Regions from separate parts of the Homo sapiens genome. Here region 1 is linked to region 2. Evidence: chromatin loops called from intact Hi-C (ENCODE). Cell type or tissue: Caco-2. All regions are shown on one strand. Each heading gives the region's core, and the rest is flanking DNA. Links, peaks and the distances in the headings are about the cores only.

Region 1 (8,999 bases), core at 3,071-5,570, 170 kb before region 2:
TAATTAGGAATATATTTAACCAAGGAGGTGAAAGATCTCTACAAAGAAAACTATAAAACACTGAAAGAAGTCATAGATGGCACAAATGGAATCACATCCTATGCCCGTGGGTGGATAGAATCCATATTGTGAAAATGACCATACTGCCAAAAGCAATCTGTAGATTCAATGCAATCTCCGTCGAAATACCATCAACATTCTTCACATAACTAGAAAAAACAATCCTACAATTCATATGAAATCCAAAAAGAGCACACATACCCAAAGCAAGACTAATTAACAAGAACAAATCTGGAGGCATCGTATTACCCGATTTCAACCTATAAGGTCATAGTCACCAAAACAGCATGGTACTGGTATAAAAATAGGCATGCAGACCAATGGAACAGAATATAGAACTCAGAAATAAAGCCAAATAGTTGTAGCCAACCGATCTTTGACAAAGCAAACAAAAACATGAAGTGGGAAAAGGACACCCTATGCAAGAAATGGTGCTTCGATAATTGGCTAGCCACATGTGAAAGAATGAAGCTGGATCCTCCTCTCTCCCCTTATACAAAAATCAACTCGGCCGGGCAGGGTGGCTCATGCCTGTAATCCCAGGACTTTGGGAGGCCGAGGTGAATGGATCACAAGGTCAGGAAATTGAGACCATCCTGGCCAACATGGTGAAAACCTGTCTCTACTAAAAATACAAAAATTAACTGGGTGTGGTGGCATGCACCTGTAGTCCCAGCTACTTGGGAGGCTGAGGCAGGAGACTCACTTGAACCAAGGAGGCGGAGGTTGCAGTGAGCCGAGATTGCGCCACTGCACTCCAACCTGGTGACAGAGCAAGACTCCATCTAAAAAAAAAAAAAAAAAAAAAAATCAACTCAAGATGGATCAAAGACTTAAATCTAAGATCTGAAACCATAAAAATTATAGAAGATATCACTGAAAAAACTATTCTACACATTGGCTTAGGCAAAGAGTTCATGAGCAAGAACCCAAAGCAAATGCAACAAAAACAAAGATAGATAGATGGGACTTAATAAACTAAAAAGCTTCTGCACAGCAAAATAAATAACCCACACAGTGGGAAAAAATATTCACAAACTATGCATCTGACAAAGAACTAAGATCCAGAACCTACAAGGAACTCAAATAAATCAGCAAAAAAACACAAATAATCTCATTGAAAAGTGGGCAAAGAACATGAATACACAATTCTCAAAAGAAGATATACAAATGGCCAACAAACATAAGAAAATATACTCAGCATCACTACCTTTATCAGGGAAGTGCAAAAAAAAAAAAAAAAAAAACCACAATGAGATACCACCTTACTCCTGCAAGAATGACCATAATTAAACAATAAAAAAAAAAATAGATGTTGGCATGGATGTGGTAAAAAGTGAACACATTTACACTGCTGGTGGGAATCTAAACTAGTACAACCATTATGGAAAAAAGTATGGAGATTCCTTTAAAAACTAAAAGCATAACTAACATTTGATCCAGTAACTCCACTACTGGGTATCTACCTAGAGGAAAAGAAGTAATTATATGAAAAAGATACTTGCAGATGCATGTTTACAGCACCATAATTCGCAATTGCAAAAATATGGAATCAGCCTAAATGCACATTAACCAATGAGTGAATAAAAGCTATATATATATATATATATATGCCATAGAATACTATTCAGCCACAAAAAAGGAATAAACTAATGGCATTTGCAGCAACCCGAATGGGGTTAGAGACCATTATTCTAAGTGAAGTAACTCAGGAATGGAAAACCAAATATTGTATGTTCTCACTTATAAGTGCCAGCTAAGCTATGAGGACGCAAAGGCATAAGAATGATATAATGGGCCAGACATGGCGGCTCACGCCTGTAGTCCCAGCACTTTGGAAGGCCGAGGAGGGAGAATCACTTGAGGTCAGGAGTTTGAGACCACCCTGGCCAATATGGTGAAACCCTGTTTCTACTAAAAAATAACAAAAATTAGCCAGGCATGGTGGCAGGTGCCTGAAGTTGCAGCTACTCAGGAGGCTGAGGCAGGAGAATTGCTTGAACTTGGGATGCAGAGGTTGCAGTGAGCCAAGATTGTGCCACTGCATCCAGACTGGGTGACAGAACGAGACTCCGTCTCAAAAAAAAAGAGAATGATATAATGGGCTTTGGTGACTTGTGAGGGAAGGTTGGGAGGGGCGTGAGGGATAAAAACTACACATTGGGTACAGTGTATGCTGCTCAGGTGACATATGCACCAAAATCTCAGAAATCACCACTAAAGAACTTTTCCATGCAACCAAACACTACCTGTTCTCCAAAAATTATTGAAATTTAAAAAAGGTTTTTTAATAAAATAAAAAGCTGGAAAAAAAAAACAATGAAACCAATGCTAAATTCCAGTGACAGATTGGTAACAATAAAAATACAATTTTGTTCCCAATCAAGTTCAGAGACACCCTGAATTCTATCCATGGACCCTTGGGAGGGGGTCCCTGGACCCTAAGTTAAGAACTCTTAGTTTAAAGGATACAAGATGGCAGAGACATTCTAGGGCTGTCCAAAAGGATATGCAATTTGAGGAAGGAAAAGCCAGGTGAGATAACATAGACTGTTCTTCACTGTGGTTCTGGAAGCTGGAAAGCACCAGTGTAAGTGATGAAAAGTGAAAGGGGTTCCAGGCTCTCCAATAATAAAATACACAAAAACAGTCCATTTATCACTGATTCATTTGTCAGATTATTTCTCATCTTTTAGATCAGAAAAAAATTAAGCGTGCTGATGAGGATACTGTGAAACTAGCACTCTCAAGCATTGCTGGTCATAGTTGGCAAATGGTACAAATTTGTACAAATCCATTGAGAATCTATTTGGGAATATTAACAACCATAAAAGTTTGAAATCTTGATTGAGAAACCCATTTATGAGAAGCTACCCAGAGAAAATAATCTGAGATACATAAGAAGTTTTACTTAGAGATGTTTGTTGCAGCAATATTTACATGAGCAAAACATATTAGAAACAACTAAAGCTCTAAAATGATAGCAAGTAGTCAAGTGAAGTAGAGAAATGAATAAATGGAATGCAATGTGAATATTAAATATCAGTAATGAAAACAATGCAATTACCTGGTATAGACTTTAACTAGAGACAAGACAAATATGTATCCTCTCTGAGCCTTGATTGCCTTGTCTACTAAAAGGAAGATAATAACACTATCTCCTAAGGTTGTAACTTGGTTTCATGGGATAATGTTTAAAGCTCCTATAAAGAGCCTGAGACATCAAGGGTGCTCAGAATGTGTCAGCTATTATGATTATGATGACATTATGCTATGCCAATAAAGTAAAACAAAATCGTATGTAATCCTGGTTACATCATTGCAAAAATATGTAGAAGAAAGACTGAAAGGAAATACATCAAAATGTTAATAGTACTGTTGGGGTAAGAGGTCATGAAAATTTTCTGTCTTTCTCTATATTCTAAGTTTTAATTATATACTTTAAATATGCTCTTAAACTGTTGATATAAAAGAAGCAAAGATGTGTTCTAGAAATACATATCTCAACCTTTTATAGCAATTGAGATGGGATCTATATCAGGACAGCAAGTAACTCTGGACTCCTTTAATTCTCTGTGTGCCTTCTTGTCCCCAAAACCTTGGAGGCAAAAAAAACCTCACTGCACAAAGCTGTGCATCACACAATTGTTTCCTTTCCTTTCCTTTCCTTTCCTATCCTTTCCTTTCCCTTCCTTCCCCTTCCTTCCCCTTCCCTTCCTTTCCCTTCCCTTCCTTTCCTTTCCCTCTTCTTCTCTTCTGTTTTCCTCCCTCCCTCCCTCCCTCCCTTCCTCCCTCCCTCCCTCCCTTCCTTCCTTCCTTCCTCCCTCCCTTCCTTCCTTCCTTCCTTCCGAGATGGGGTCTCAATCTGTCGTCCAGGCAGGAGTGCAGTAGCATGATCTTGGCTCACTGCAGCCTCAAACTCCTGGGCACAAGTGATCCTCTTGATTAGCTGAAACTACAGGCACATGTCACCATGCCTGACTAATTTTTTTTTTTCACTCTTTTCAGAGATGGAATCTTGCTTTGTTGCCCAGGCTGGTCTAGACCTCCTAGCTTCAAGTGATCCTCCTGCCTCAGCCTCCCAAAGTTCTGGGATTACAAGCATGACCCACTGTGCCTGGCTCTGTCTTTATAATTTCTGAGTGGTATGAATCACCCCTAAATGAATGACCAAGTACCCTAAATAAATGATGAATAAGTGTTAAACATTCTCTGGAGCCTAAATTGTTGACATCATTTAATTCACTATCCAGAGAAGTGATCACAGCAGCAGTAGCAGTCAGAGGCAGCTAGCCAGGTACGAGACACATAGTAGGTGCTCAGCAAACATTAAATAAATGCATGAATGGCTGACTGCTCGTGGGTCCCAGCCTTTCTCTGCCACAGTGGTTGTCCAGGTGCAGCCAGTCTGCCACACGGTGGCAGTGCTGTTCCACACTAGGCAGGCTTGGTGGCACCGGTTCCACCTGGCACTGAATGCCCAGTGCTTTTCTTTTTCAGGCAGAGAAGTCCTACGATCCCCAGAAAGGATCCAAAGATGACATTGATGGAGACACGCTGCCTTTCTTAATGGAGTGGGGGGCATGCCCCTCTGGCTATAGTTAAGATGTATCTTTCACCTTTGCAGGGGTGGGCCAGCCTGTGAAGTGGAGGGAGCAGTCTGTAAGGAGGCTTCTACGTTCACGAGGCGCAGCGAGGCCCAGCGAGGCCCAGAGGCTCCTGGAGTGGTCACTGATGGCAGGAGTTTAAAACAGGGCTCTCTCAAGAAAGTACATCTGAGGCAGTGTGGTGCGGTGGGGTAGCCTGAGCTCTGGTGGGACACAGACCAGGGCTCACATCTTGGCTCAGCCTCTGACAAATCACTTTACCTCTCTCACTGCATTTTCTTGTCTTTGAAATAGGAATAAGACCTTGTAAGGCTATCAAGAGCTTTAAATTAAATAATGCATGTAAAGGACTGAGCACAATGCCTGGAACATAGCAGCTCATTAAGGGCTAGTTACTATCATTACTGTTGTTGTTGTTAATAACCGTAGTGTCATTTCATTAAGTATAGAAATCTCAAGGAAGACTCTTGGCCCCTGTGGTCACACAGACTAAGTCTAACTGGATCCTGAAATTATTTCTACGTCTATGGTAGAATGCTGTTTTTTGTTTGTTTGTTTTTAGTTTTTTTCTTTCAAAAGGACATAGGTTTGGAAAAAAAATCAAATGTGACTTTTGAATTCTCTTTAGGGAGGAAAAAGACAGTGTTACATTCCTTCAGCTTCCTCCTTCTCTAAATTTTGAAGCCAAAGTTATCAAATCAATTGCAGCTCCAGCATCCATGGTGAGGGGTCTTTGTCTAATGGGCCATGTTTGTAGTTTGGTTCCTGGATTCAGGTTGACTTTGTCAACACCAATCACTCTTAGCAGGCAAAGGTGAGATCTCTTTATTCCTCATGTCCTCAGGAGAAAAAAAAATATCTCTCCTAAACTTTTATTTATTTTTGTTTTTTAGTGATGGAGTCTTGCTCTGTCGCCCACGCTGGAGTGCCGTGGCGCAATCTCGGCTCACTGCAACCTCCACCTCTTGGGTTCAAGCTCAGCCTCCTAAGTAGCTGGGACTACAGGTGTGCCTGGCTAATTGTTTTGTATTTTAGTAGAAACGGGGTTTCACCATGTTGCCCAGGCTGGTCTCGAACTCCTGGGCTCAGGCAATCCATCCGTGTCAGCCTCCCAAAGTGCTGGGATTACAGGAGTGAACCTCCGCACCTGGCTGCACCTAAGTTTTTAAAGTATGGTTGATGAGAAAAGACAAAGAGAGACAAAGACAACAAAGACAATTGTTTACACTAAAGAGAGAGCAGAGTAAAAGAGAGGGGAGACCACTTATACAATCTCCAAGTCTCAGATTTACTGTACAATCTCCAAGTCTCAGACTTACCGTGAACAAATGTTCTCCCATTTTTATTGAGAACATAAAACAAAAGTAAAACTGAAGTATCACACAAGGGATTTGGATCAGGTGGAAGTAGTCGTTGTGAAAATATGATTCATAAAGGTTCTCTAGGAGAAATATATTTGAAACGCAAGTCAGCAACAATTTAAAAGTCTGTTTCCCTCTGTGCATTTGAATATATATGAAAATACATAGACATTGACACTTAAAATGTAAATCATAACCATTGTTATTTACATATACTCATATGCGAGGTCCCTAGACTTTGCCATTGTAACAAGTGAAGAAGAAGTGTTCCGAGTGGCCGTATTAGACATGATGGGCTACATTATGCTGCGTTAACAAACAAGCCCCAAGGTTTTATGGATTATAACAAGAAAGGTCTGTTGCTCACTCATTCTACATATCCATCAAAGGTAGACAGATACCTGTCCTCCATGAACTCACTCAGGGACACCATCTGGTTGCTGGGTCGGGGGAAAGGACATGTATGGGGAGTCAAACTGGCGCTTAAAGGCTTCTGCCCATTTCACTTCTCCCAACACTGCATTGGCCAAAGCAAATCACCAGGCCATAGAGAAGTGAGATCCTACGATGCACCTGGAAGTGGGGAAATTGGAATCTTCCTGGACAGCCCAGTGGCTATCCGGGGTTTACCAGGACTTTTGACATGTTAAAGTGGTCAATCTGTCAAGTGCAAGATTTATCCTGAAAAGTATTTTGTGACTGTAACAGTGCTTATCCTCCAGGATGGACCACTCTGGGAAGGTTGAGGCAGAGAAACTATAAACACCCTTATTCCTTTTCCATCTAGAATAACATATTTGAACCTTCCTCTAAGCAGAGCAAGAGAAAAACTCACTTATTCAACAAATCTTTATTTAGCTCCAACTAAGCACCAGGGGCTGGGGATACAAAGATAAAATAAAGCAAAATCCCTACTCCCAGGAAAGGCATTGTCTAGTTACCCTGTTGGATTTAGAGAGTTGGGACTTGGAGTAAAGTTTGGGTTCGCAGAGATGTATGTGGGAGTCATCAAGATGGAAGTGACTTCTGAAGAAGCCACGAATGTCTGTGACTTCCAGCTCAACCAGGAGCAAACATGCTGCCCCCGTCTTTTGCATCCCTCCTGCCCAATAAACTCTTATCATTCCATCCCTGGGCTCTTGCCTTGTTGTGTCCCTGTTCCACACCCTTCCTATGGCTTCCATCCGGGATATAGCTGCCCCTACCCACATCTCTGGGCTCATCTTGCACCACTCTTGCCTTTCACAATGTTTCTTGCCTCTAAACTTTTGCCAGTCCTGTCCCCTCTGCCTGGAGCCGTCTACACACTCCCAGCCTGCACATTAACCAGGGAAATCCCTATTCTTGTGGGGACTTGCCTGACAGCATTTCCTTCTCCCTCCCTCTTCCTTAGGCACTAGACCTTCACTGCCCTTATCATACTGTTCTATTAATGTAATAATCTGTTTATGCATCTGTCTTACTCATTAGACTGTGGGATCCTTGAGGACAGAGGCTGTGCCCCTGGCTCATAGTATGATAATTGGTCACAGCAAACACTCCAACAACTTTTGTTGATATTTCTGTGGCAGTGAAGTATGATGAGATTATCAATAAAAGAGATGCAAGCATGAAAATATATCCCATAAGGTTGGGTGCAGTGGCTCACGTCTGTAATCCCAGCACCCTGGGAGGCTGAGGCAGATGGATCACCTGAGGTCAGAGGTCCAAGACCAGCCTGGCCAACCATGACCAATGTGGTGAAACCCCGTCTCTACTAAAAATGCAAAAATTAGCTGGGCACAGTGGCAGACACCTGTAATCCCAGCTAGTCAGGAGGCTAAGGCAGGAGAATTGCTTGAACCCAGGAGGTGGAGGTTGCAGTGAGCCAAGATCATGCCACTGCACTTCAGCCTGGGTGACAGAGCAAGACTCCATCTCAAAAAACAGAAAAAAAATTCCATAATAGGATAGTATTCCAAGTGTGTATGGGGAGATATAAAATGGAAAAATGACTTCAAGGAGAAAAAAGAATAACATAACCTTCTTAATTTCACGATCTCAGTATCAAATTGCTCCAATGTGTAAAGTTTATTGGATGAGATGCATTTAAAAATTAACATGTGTTTCATTTTAAAATATCAACATTTCTATTATGCTAGTATAACATTATTGTGCTTCATTTTAAAGTATTAACATTTCTATTGTGCTAGTATAATATTACTGTAGGGACTTATGATGAAAAATTAGATATAAACATTAAGAGAGTGTTAGTTGAATGAATGAATAAACGAAGAGTGCTTTCCTTATCAGTTAACATTAGGTTTGACTGGGAGTGACAGAAAACCCAAGATAGCAGAATCTTCAATAAAAGTCATTATATTTCCAGCAACTGAAGTATCTCCTGTTGGCGTTCAATATCTTGCTCATATAGAAATATGAAGTCGGGCAGTCCAAAGCCCTTGAGGCAGCTCCATGATCTCAGGACCCGACCTCCTTCTAGATCCTCAACACAATGCTTCTATATCATGGTCCAAAATGGCTGGCCCAGCTCCAGCCATTGGGTCCCCATTCCAATCAGCAAGGAAAAGGGCATCCTTTTGGGGACACTTCCCAGAAGTAGCACCACCACCTCTGCTTATATCTAATTGGTCAGAACTTGATCGTGTATTACACAAGGAAAGCTGGGAAACACAGTCTACTCTAGGTGTCTTGGGCCTTGCTAAAAATTGGTAGATCTGAAGAAGAGGAGAACAAATATTAAGGGACAATTATCAATTTACTCCACATCTATACTTGGATAACTCATGGGCATTTTGGACTGGATATCACAAATCTGACCTCATCTTTTCTCCAAACATTATTCTCTAATATTCTCTAGCTCAGCCAATGGAGAACCTTAATCTGGTCAAGCTGGAAACCTAATGTCATTATTGATACTTTCCTGCTGTCAATCCTCCCTCGAAAATACATCTCAAATTCATCTCTATTC
Region 2 (8,999 bases), core at 2,934-5,433:
CCCAGACATCTGCAGGGGATTATCGTTGGGGCCACAGCTGCAGTTCTGTGCTGAGCGACAGCTTCCTGGAAGGCAGGACTGCCCAGGCTAACTGCAGGCCTATTGATGGAGCTCCTGGGAGCCAGGTCTGCCTGACTTCCCTTACCGCCCTCTGTCTGGAAGCAAGCTGACATTACCCAGAGGGCTGCAGGGGAAACCAGAGGTTTTCCCTCCTTCCCCTCCCTGTCCCTTCAGACAGCAAAGAATTCCCTCATCTCCTACTGGAAAAAGTAAAAATCCTTACAGGTGACATCAGATTATGACAAAATTGCCCAAACTACACTAAGCTGATACCTATATTCAATGCATATTTAACATCAGCCTCTTTCAGGGCCTCCTAAGAGTCTACTTCTCCTCTGCTCTCACCTCTGTACACTGTCCCATACTCTCCCAAATGCCCCTAGGAGTTTCCAGGCTTCTGAGTTCAAAGCACTGCAGCAGCACAGTTTCTTCTATCCAGGGGAAGAGGGAGGCCTCAGACCCCAGTGTGTCATCTCTGACTCCTCCCTATACACTAGAGCCACCAGGGTCCTTGGCCCCTCTGCAGTGAAACACTCTCATGTATCCTAGGGAGAGAAGAGGCTGTGCCTTCCAAGGGCATCCCAGCTGCCAAGGGTATTGATTTAACCCATTTACCAGATTAAGGTGAAAGGAAAAAGAAAAGAAAAATCTGCAATTCTGAGGGCAAATTTCTCTCCTTTCTCTGGACCCAAATCAAAGAAAACCAAGTGGCTGAGTCTTATAGTTTTATTACTCCTCCATCCCCATGTGCTGACACTATAATCAAGCTATTTTCCAGGCCTGTACATTTAGATAATATGATTCTATTGTCAAAAAATAAGAAAGTTTTGCATCCATTTAAGTACAGAGGAAAGAAATCTCCAATTACATTGGTCATGGGAACAGGTGAGAGGCAAAAGTATATTAATATTAGATTCCAACACCATTAGAGTAATTTAAAAGGCCAGAGATAACATTAGTCTACTGCTCAAATTGGTAAATAAGCAATTTGTGCATCCTTAGTGGCTCCATGGTATATTCTGGAGAGCAGAAGGGCTTATACCTAATCCCAAGGTCCTTCCAAGGCCACAAAATGCCTTACTGGAGGTGAGAAGAGGGAAAATGGTGCTGGGGTTCAGCTAAGTAAGAGGCTACCTACAAAGGAGGGTGCCTGCTGAGAAGTTGAATCAACCTGTGTCCTTTCTGCTGCCCATGGTTTCCGAGTGTTTCCTATATGCAGGATGCTCCTCTGCTAAGCAGAGTACCTGGTAGGATGGAGAAGCTCCAGTTGCTGAGTCCAGTCCTGGTGTTCAGAAACTGGAAAATTCATTGGAAAAAGTTCTGTTTAGGAGAACTTTAATAAAAGAAGAAAGACCATTGTATTTCTGGACTAAGGAAACAGCTTCCCTGTTTGGAGTCAGGGGCATCTGGCATGACCTCTGAGGAGCCCAAGAAGATAACCTAAGAATCTAAAGTCCTATAAACTATATCCCAGGAAAATGCAAATGACTGGGCTGCTGTTCTAAGCTATTTTCAAGACCTCAACTCTTAGGTAACTGTAGCCTGCTGATATATAACTTGATTCTGGGAGATATTACAAATATGACTTAGGGTTCTGGCATTATAAAACCTCAACTTGATTCTTCTCTCTTCCTAGGTGTTGAGGCACCTTCACTGTTGGAGATTCATAGGTATTAAGCCACAAAGCGGGGAGAAGTGGTGGGTGCCAACACAGGATTGGCTCAAGGAAGTCTCATCATATCTGTCTCTCCTGGGCGATGTGCTCATATGTGTGCATGCACGTGTATGCAAACACACACAAACACATACACATACACACAGTGCTATCTTCACAGCCACACTTTTTTGTTAACACTAAAATGTAACTTTTACTTGCAGGGGAGATGGAAACCATTCTCTCCAGGCAGAGTCCCCACGTCTTTCCCCTTATACTTGTTTATTCAGAGAATGGTGACCCCAGACCAGTCCGGCTTCAGCAAGACAATCTCAGGAGTATGTGAGGCCATATTTCTAATGACCCTAAGTTCCCATTTGTTTCCCATAGTATCAAAGAAAGAACAGAAGCGTTTGTCTCAATTTCAGATTCTCCTATATCATTCTCAAGATAATTGCATTTTCTAGACAGAAATAATCCACCTTTGTAGGTGAAGGTACAAGACTAACTAGCCCACAAGCATCATTACTAGCCTTTTTACCCCTACAAGCCTCCTTGCTTATGGAACAAAAGAACCAAATCAATACAGTCAATATGTCACTTCCAGCAGGGCATGAGTGGCTACCAGCCTTGGGGAGCATGACGTGCTACTAGGCTGAACTAATCACTCCTTGGCATTTCAGGAGCACTTAGGTTAACAGATCACAGCACATGCATAATGAAAGACAATAACTCACCCAGAGGGGAGGGCAGGAGGGAAACACTGAGTTGACCCCCATAGAGGGACAGTTAGTATTTACATAAGTCAACCTGAAGCCATATTGGTGATTCCTTAAAAGGGCCAAAAATTTTAGAAAGAAGAAAAGCCCAGGAAGATCCTGGGGGAGAGGAGATTGGATTGCATCCTTAATTTCAGCAAAGATTTAATCAGGGGGATGGTCTTTCTACCAAGAGTCTCACACTTGAAGAATTTAACAGGTATAACAGCAGGAGACAAAGGGTGAGATTAAATACCTTAATTTTATAAATTTCAAATGTATGAAATTTAGGAATATTTAAGATATCAGCAAATGGTTGCCAAGGTACATGATTCTTTTAACTCTTAGAAATGCATTTTTATATCTTCAAGGGATTTTCTCAGATAGAATACCTGCTACCAATTTTATGTAAAATAAACTTGATTTCCATTTTCAAAATAAAATAAATGTATACAGACTCTCTAAGGAGTCTCAACTTTTTGGGAGGTAATTTGCTAATTCAGTGTACACATGAATCACTCAGAAACATTGTTAAAATATAAATTTCCTGGGCCTCCGCTTGAGATTCTCATTCAGCAGTTTTTCAAGGAAGAAGCAAAAATACGCATTTTTAACCAGCTTCTCAGGGAATTCATTAAAAAGAAAAAAACCCTTAGAGAAATGCTGCCCGGACTTCTACAACAAATCAGAACCTCTCCACTTTCTGGGCACCTCAGGCTGTGCAGGGAAGGTAGAAGGAACTCAATGATCTTTAAGAGCTGGGACTACCCTGGCCCTCATTTGGTTCTAGGTCTAACCCTCCCAAACCACTTCCTTGTCAGATGTCTGCATTCAGAGATGGCATCAAAACCCCCTGCAACAAATAATCCAGGAATTTTGAACACTAAGGAGGGAAGTCCAAGGCAGGGACTGAAACCCAGGAAAGCAGCTTGCTGATTTTCTTGAAACTGGTCATGCTGACCACAGTCTCTCTATCTGGCCACCCTCATCAAACAGCTGCATGAGGGAAAGACGATAAGCATGATTTCTTTTTCAAGTGGTCCTAATGCTGCAGGATGAATCAGAGATAAGCATGCATATTTGCATTTGAAGCAGGGTGGGAGTGGGGAGAATCGTTGAACATCTAGCTCCCTAAGGAGGAGCAAGGATTGGCCTAAAAGGTTTGTAGCCTGGTCAAAATACAGAAAGGCTTGGATCTGCAGAAGGATCTGGAGTGGGATCCACAAAGTGCCTTGCACCTCACTCCCTCACCCCCTCACCCAACCTCAAGAGCCACCGAAAAAAAAGTAGTGGGGTGTCAGGTGGGGCAACAGTGACTTGCTCAGACAGCTTCCTTGTGGCTGAGAGCAAGCGCCTGTCCCCACGGAGCTGCACTGCTGTGACTTGTGTCCATGGTGAAGCCTGTTATGTAGACGCACACGCACCCTCTTACCTCTGCTCTTCAAGAGGAAGCACTCAAGGGCTGCCCGCCTCAGACAGGGATAGGGAAGCGCTCTGTCTGGTGCTTAGAGGTGTCTCTTGTCTCCGCATACCACCCTAGAGGGGCTCTCGGTCCATCATAGAGCCGGGCCGAGAGCCGGGCGGTCACCCTCCGCTACTGCCGCCACCGTCGCCTGCACTGCCGGGTAGAAACGGGTCTGGCACCCAAGCCTCCCTCCCCGACTAGGTGTCAACCCAAGAGAAGGCGAAGGAGAACGAAAGTTCAGGACCAAGGACAGCGGCAACCGTGGGAGCGGGAGAATCCAGCCAGAATCTGCCTCTCCCCCATCCTTAGCTTCTGCCTTAGAAACTGAAAAGGGTCAGGTCGCACCAACACAGAGTTGCCAAAAACAGCCCTTCTTCCTCCGGAAGAAGTCGGAAACTCTGGCCGCGAGCCCCGGGTCTCGCGCTTGGGTGCTGGGGGAAGTGCCCTCCCGAGATTGTGGGGAGCGGCCTCCCTCCCGCCCTCCGATGCCGCGGCTCCGCCGTGCTGCCCTGGGCGCCCCGCGGGGAGGCTGCCCCAGCTGCGCCCGCTCGTGCTCGGGGAGAGGATTCCCTTCTAAGTGGCGAGGAGGCTACTGAGAAGGAGGGAGAGGGGATAGCAGCCGCGGGCTCCAGACGCCCTCTGCCCCCGCCCGACGGGGAGCCCATGCAGAGCCGGATCCCAGGCGGGCGCTCCCGAGCAGGCGGCCAGGAGTGGCCGCACAAACTTCTGGTCCTGGCCTCGCTCCCCTTGGAGGTCCCTCCTCCTCTCCCCGTGACACTGAGTCGCCCGCCGCTCCATCCGGCCGGTGCTTACCTTCAAGCCATAGGGCGCCCGGGGGCAGAGACGGCGCCGGCTGCTTGAGGCTTCCAGCTCCCGCCGCATCCACGCGCGGCCGCCCCTCCGGCAGCCGTCCGGGGCCGCCACTCTCCTCGGCCGGTCCCTGGCTCCCGGCCCCGCCGCGCCGTTCAGAGCCCCGGCGGGCAGCAGCTCGGCCGGCTCTGGCCCGCGGGGAGCAGTGGACGGGCCGCGGCGGGGCGGGGCGGGGCGGGGCCGGGCGCGGGGCGGGCGGGCAGGAGGGAGCGCGGGGACGGGGCGGAGGCGGCGCGGTGCGCGCGTGAGGCTGCCGGTTCGGCACTGAAGCTGGACAGCTCTGCGGCGCCCGAGCGCGGGGAGCGCGGGAGGGAGGTGCCCCGGTCCCCGCCCCTGAGACAGGCCCCGCCCCCGCCCCCCACCAAAGGAGCTGTACCTCCTCGGCGATCCCCGGCCTGAACGGGTAGGAGGGGTTGGGGGATTCCGCCATCCCTTGTTTTGAGGCGGGAACGCAACCCTCGACCGCCCACTGCGCTCCCACCCACACCCAGAGTAATAAGCTGTGATTGCAGGCTGGGTCCTCACCGTCTGCTCGCCAGTCTTCTCCTTTGAGGACTCAGAAGCCAAGGGTTGCGGGAGGCACCACCCATCCAGCAAGTCAGGCAAGGAGAGGAGGTGTTGGAAGAGGTCCGCATCCGTTTTCTGACTTCAGGTCTTGGAATCTATGTAGTCAGTTCTATTGCTGGACTCATCCAAAGGAAAAAGCCTGTTTGGAGTTGACCTGACATGGAAATGCAAAAGGAGGCCTCAGGGGTTCCAGCTCACCCTTGACTCCAAACTGAGGTGTGTGAGGCAGGGAGTGGGGAGAGGGAGAAAGAGATAGAGTGGTGAAGGGTGTTCCGCTGCTACCCTGCCCACTGTCATTTGGGCTGCAGAGGAACCTCGTTCTTCTCCCCTTTTCTTCCTCTCTCCTTTTCTTTCTTTTCTTTTCTTTTCTTTCTTTCTTTCTTTCTTTCTTTCTTTCTTTCTTTCTTTCTTTCTTTCTTTCTCTTTCTTTCTTTCCTTTCTTTCTTTCTTTCTTCCTTCCTTTCTTTTTCTTTCTTTCTCTTTCTTTTCTTTCTTCTGCAGCAATTAGTTACCAACTGTCCTCAGTTTGCCAGATTCTGTGTCAGATTCAGAAGTCACACACAGAAAGAAAACCAGGCCCCTGATCCCGCACCCTGGCAATCCAGAGAGGGGACCCCCAGGGAAATAACTGAGGCTTAAACAGGTGCTGTGAAGCACAAAAAAGCGAGACTTTACAGGAACCGGGCATTGAAGGAGCAACACCAGTTCCCAAGGGGAGAAGGTGGCACAACACTCCAGGGAGAGGGAAGAGCAGGGGCAGAGGACTGACTCTGCAGAGCAGGGAGTCGGCCCTGCATGGCTGGAATCCAGCCTCTCTGGGCCACAAGGATTAACTTCATCTCAGCATTTCCTCCAATGACACACACAATTATAGAAAGTGAGGGCTGGAAAGGACCTTAACATTCATCCAATTCCGCCTCACCTCAGAAGGGAGAACTGAGTCCCAGAGAGATGGAGTGTCCTTGCAAATCCCACAGAGTCCAGCACTGAACCGTCCCCCTCTCCAGAGGCACAAAACAGCACCTCTCTCAAATGCAGCCATCTCTGGAGGCACGGGAGCAGAGGAAGCTGTGGGCTCCCCACCTCACCCCACCATGACTCTTCCCAGCTCCTGCCCCTGGATCTTGCTGATCTGGACTGGCCTCCATTTGCCTGCAGGCTCTATAGGGAGATATTACACCAATAGGAGTCCTAGAATGTTGCCATAATTGCCTTTAAGGGATCAGCCATTACAGATATGGTTGACATCCCAGTGTTTCCCTTGTATACCCTTGGACCATTCTTTCCTAGGTTTAATCCACATAAGGAGATATTTGGTACCTCCCAACTCAGCACCTCTACATAGGTTCAGGGATGGGTCAGACTAGCCAGAGCACCTGGATTGGTGTCCCGCCTTGGTCACCTACCTGTTGTGTGGGCTTGCCTAAATTGCTTGATCTCGCGAAGTCTCAGTTTCTCCATTTTTAAGTGGGGACTAAAAATAACGATCTCTGAGCTTTACTGAGAAAAATAGATGAGGACATGTTAGACAATGGTAATATGGGCCATCTCTGGCTGCTCTGGGGTGGGGAGGGGAGCCCTGTTCATCAGGAGGCAGAAGCAGGAAGAAGATGAGCTCCATAAGGTGCACCCACCCAAGGACACTGTAGCTCTGCGCTGCCTTTTTTACCCCAATCTTACATGGCTGAGTGGATTTCATGCTGGCTGTGAGTGAGACGGATGGATCTTTTAGTTTTCAATTAGCAAACGCCTCACTCTTTAAACAAGCGGCACAGCAAACAGATGCACTGTGTGATTGATGACAGGGAACATCTGCGGCCAAGCAGCGGCTGCACCAGAGGCTCCCAGCTTCCTGGGCTAGCAGGGCCCTCTGGAGGTCGTTTGGTGCCTCCCCCTGCCTCTAGGCAGGAGTGTGCCCAGTCCAAGTGGGCGGGGTGGGGGCAGGGTGTCCCTTTGCCTTATAGCTTTCCTGAAAAAGGATCTACAACAGCCTCTTTGAATTCTTTACCTCCTTGGAGTCAGGAAGTTCCACCTGATGTACCTCCTAAATCTTTCATTTATTTCTACCCTTTTCATTGTTGAAAGTTGTAAGGAAATAAGTAGTAGTGGGTATTAGGGGTTGTCTTAGTCCATCTGGGATGCTATTAATATAACAAAATACTGTAAACTGTGTGGTTTACAAACAGAATTTATTTCTCACAGTTCTGGAGGCTGGGAAGTCCAATATTAAGGTGCTGGCAGAGTTGGCGTCTGGTGAGAGCCAGCTTTCTGTTTCATAGATGGTACTTTCTCACTGTGTTCACACATGGTGGAAGGGGTGGATGAGTGCTCTTGGGCCTCTTTTACAAGGGGACTCATCCATCCTATTTATGAGGGCTGTGTCTTCTTCTGTCCTCATGACCTCCTCACTGCCCAAAGGCCTCACTTTCCCTTTGTTTTGTTTTGTGTTTTGTTTTGTTTTGTTTTGTTTTTACAGAGTTTTGCTCTTGTTGCCTAGGCTAGAGTGCAGTGGTGCTATCTTGGCTCACCGCAACCTCCGCCTCCCGGGTTCAAGTGATTCTTCTGCCTCAGCCTCCCGAGTAGCTGGGATTACAAGTATGCGCCACCATACCCAGCTAATTTTGTATTTTCAGTAGAGATGGGGTTTCTCCATTTTGCTCAGGCTGGTCTCGAACTCCTGACCTCAGGTGATCCGCCTGCCTTGGCCTCTCAAAGTGCTGGGATTACAGGCTCACTTTCTAATTTTATAATCCTGGGGCTTAGGATTTCAACATATGAATTGGGGGGAGCAAAGACATTCAGGCAGGGCTAGGAAATGAGTTAGGGACAGATGGGGGTTTTGTTGGCCCATTGTAAGAGAAACAAAGGAGAAAGCCAACAGAGAATAAGGGAGAGCTAGAACTTCCTCCCGAGCTCCAAGAACTGCTCGCTGCAGCTTAGAAAGAGGGGGGACCCTTGCTGATCTCCTTCAAACTCTGATGTACCCCCAGAGAGAACAGACTGTCACAGTCCCCTTCTAAAAATCATCTCACAGAAAACAAGGGAAATGCTCTCATCTGAAAGGTGGGGAAGGCAGAGCGGGGTCATGTCAGTAGCAACACTGGAGTCACACAGAAGTTTGTTCCCATCTAAACTCCACAACCTTGGGAAATTCTGAATGGCTCCGGGGCTCAGTTTTCTGGATTGTGAAATGGGGATGGAGAGCCACATTGCAGTGCTATCATGAAGAATAAGTGGGAACGACAGCCCACACATATTGATATTCCATGGGTCTTCCCCCCTTACAGAAAACTTCAACTGGAGAAGTGACGCAGGAAATATAGACATCTTCTATATGGTGTTACAGTTCTCCATTTCTTAACCCACTTTGTAGATAAAAACTGAGCCCCCATTTCCAAGCTCTTGGAATTTCTCTTTTCTCATCCTCTTCTTTTGTCTTAGTTCTTGTGCCATTTGCAAATGACTTGGGGAGCAGTAGAACATCAATCTATCTGGGTCAAAGGAAGTATGGGGCAAAAAAAAATCATCTCTTTTGTACTTTATTACATCCCTCAAATGCAGAAAACCTTAGAGAGGTGTGGAATTCTTGGATATTGTTGTTATTGAGGGATCTACAGCCCCATGT

What was found. Peaks named below come from ENCODE experiments on the same cell type or tissue, not always from the same donor. Only the 100,000 strongest peaks of a DNase experiment are listed, where the experiment ranks them.
Region 1: a loop joins it to region 2, with 4 times the contacts of the local background. A loop is called at or near these places in 2 of 110 quality-filtered maps.

What each region holds. Positions count from the first base shown.
Region 1 is chr11:113,301,417-113,310,415 of GRCh38, forward strand. All of the region lies in intron 1 of TTC12-DT (TTC12 divergent transcript), which reads right to left. Among named protein-coding and RNA genes, the nearest start is that of TTC12-DT, 8.5 kb to the right of the region's middle. In Caco-2, for the core only: a CTCF peak has its summit at 4,484 (motif pointing right); a DNase peak (open chromatin) is centred at 4,475.
Region 2 is chr11:113,470,326-113,479,324 of GRCh38, forward strand. It overlaps DRD2 (dopamine receptor D2), which reads right to left and starts at 5,073. Exons shown (of 8, transcript NM_000795.4): 1 at 4,751-5,073. It overlaps LOC105369501 (a long non-coding RNA gene), which reads right to left. Exons shown (of 6, transcript XR_948024.2): 5 at 6,781-6,874; 6 at 5,204-5,528. In Caco-2, for the core only: no CTCF peak of the experiment used is centred there; DNase peaks (open chromatin) are centred at 4,156, 4,696, 5,064 and 5,376; H3K4me3 peaks cover 1,185 bases; H3K27me3 peaks cover 538 bases.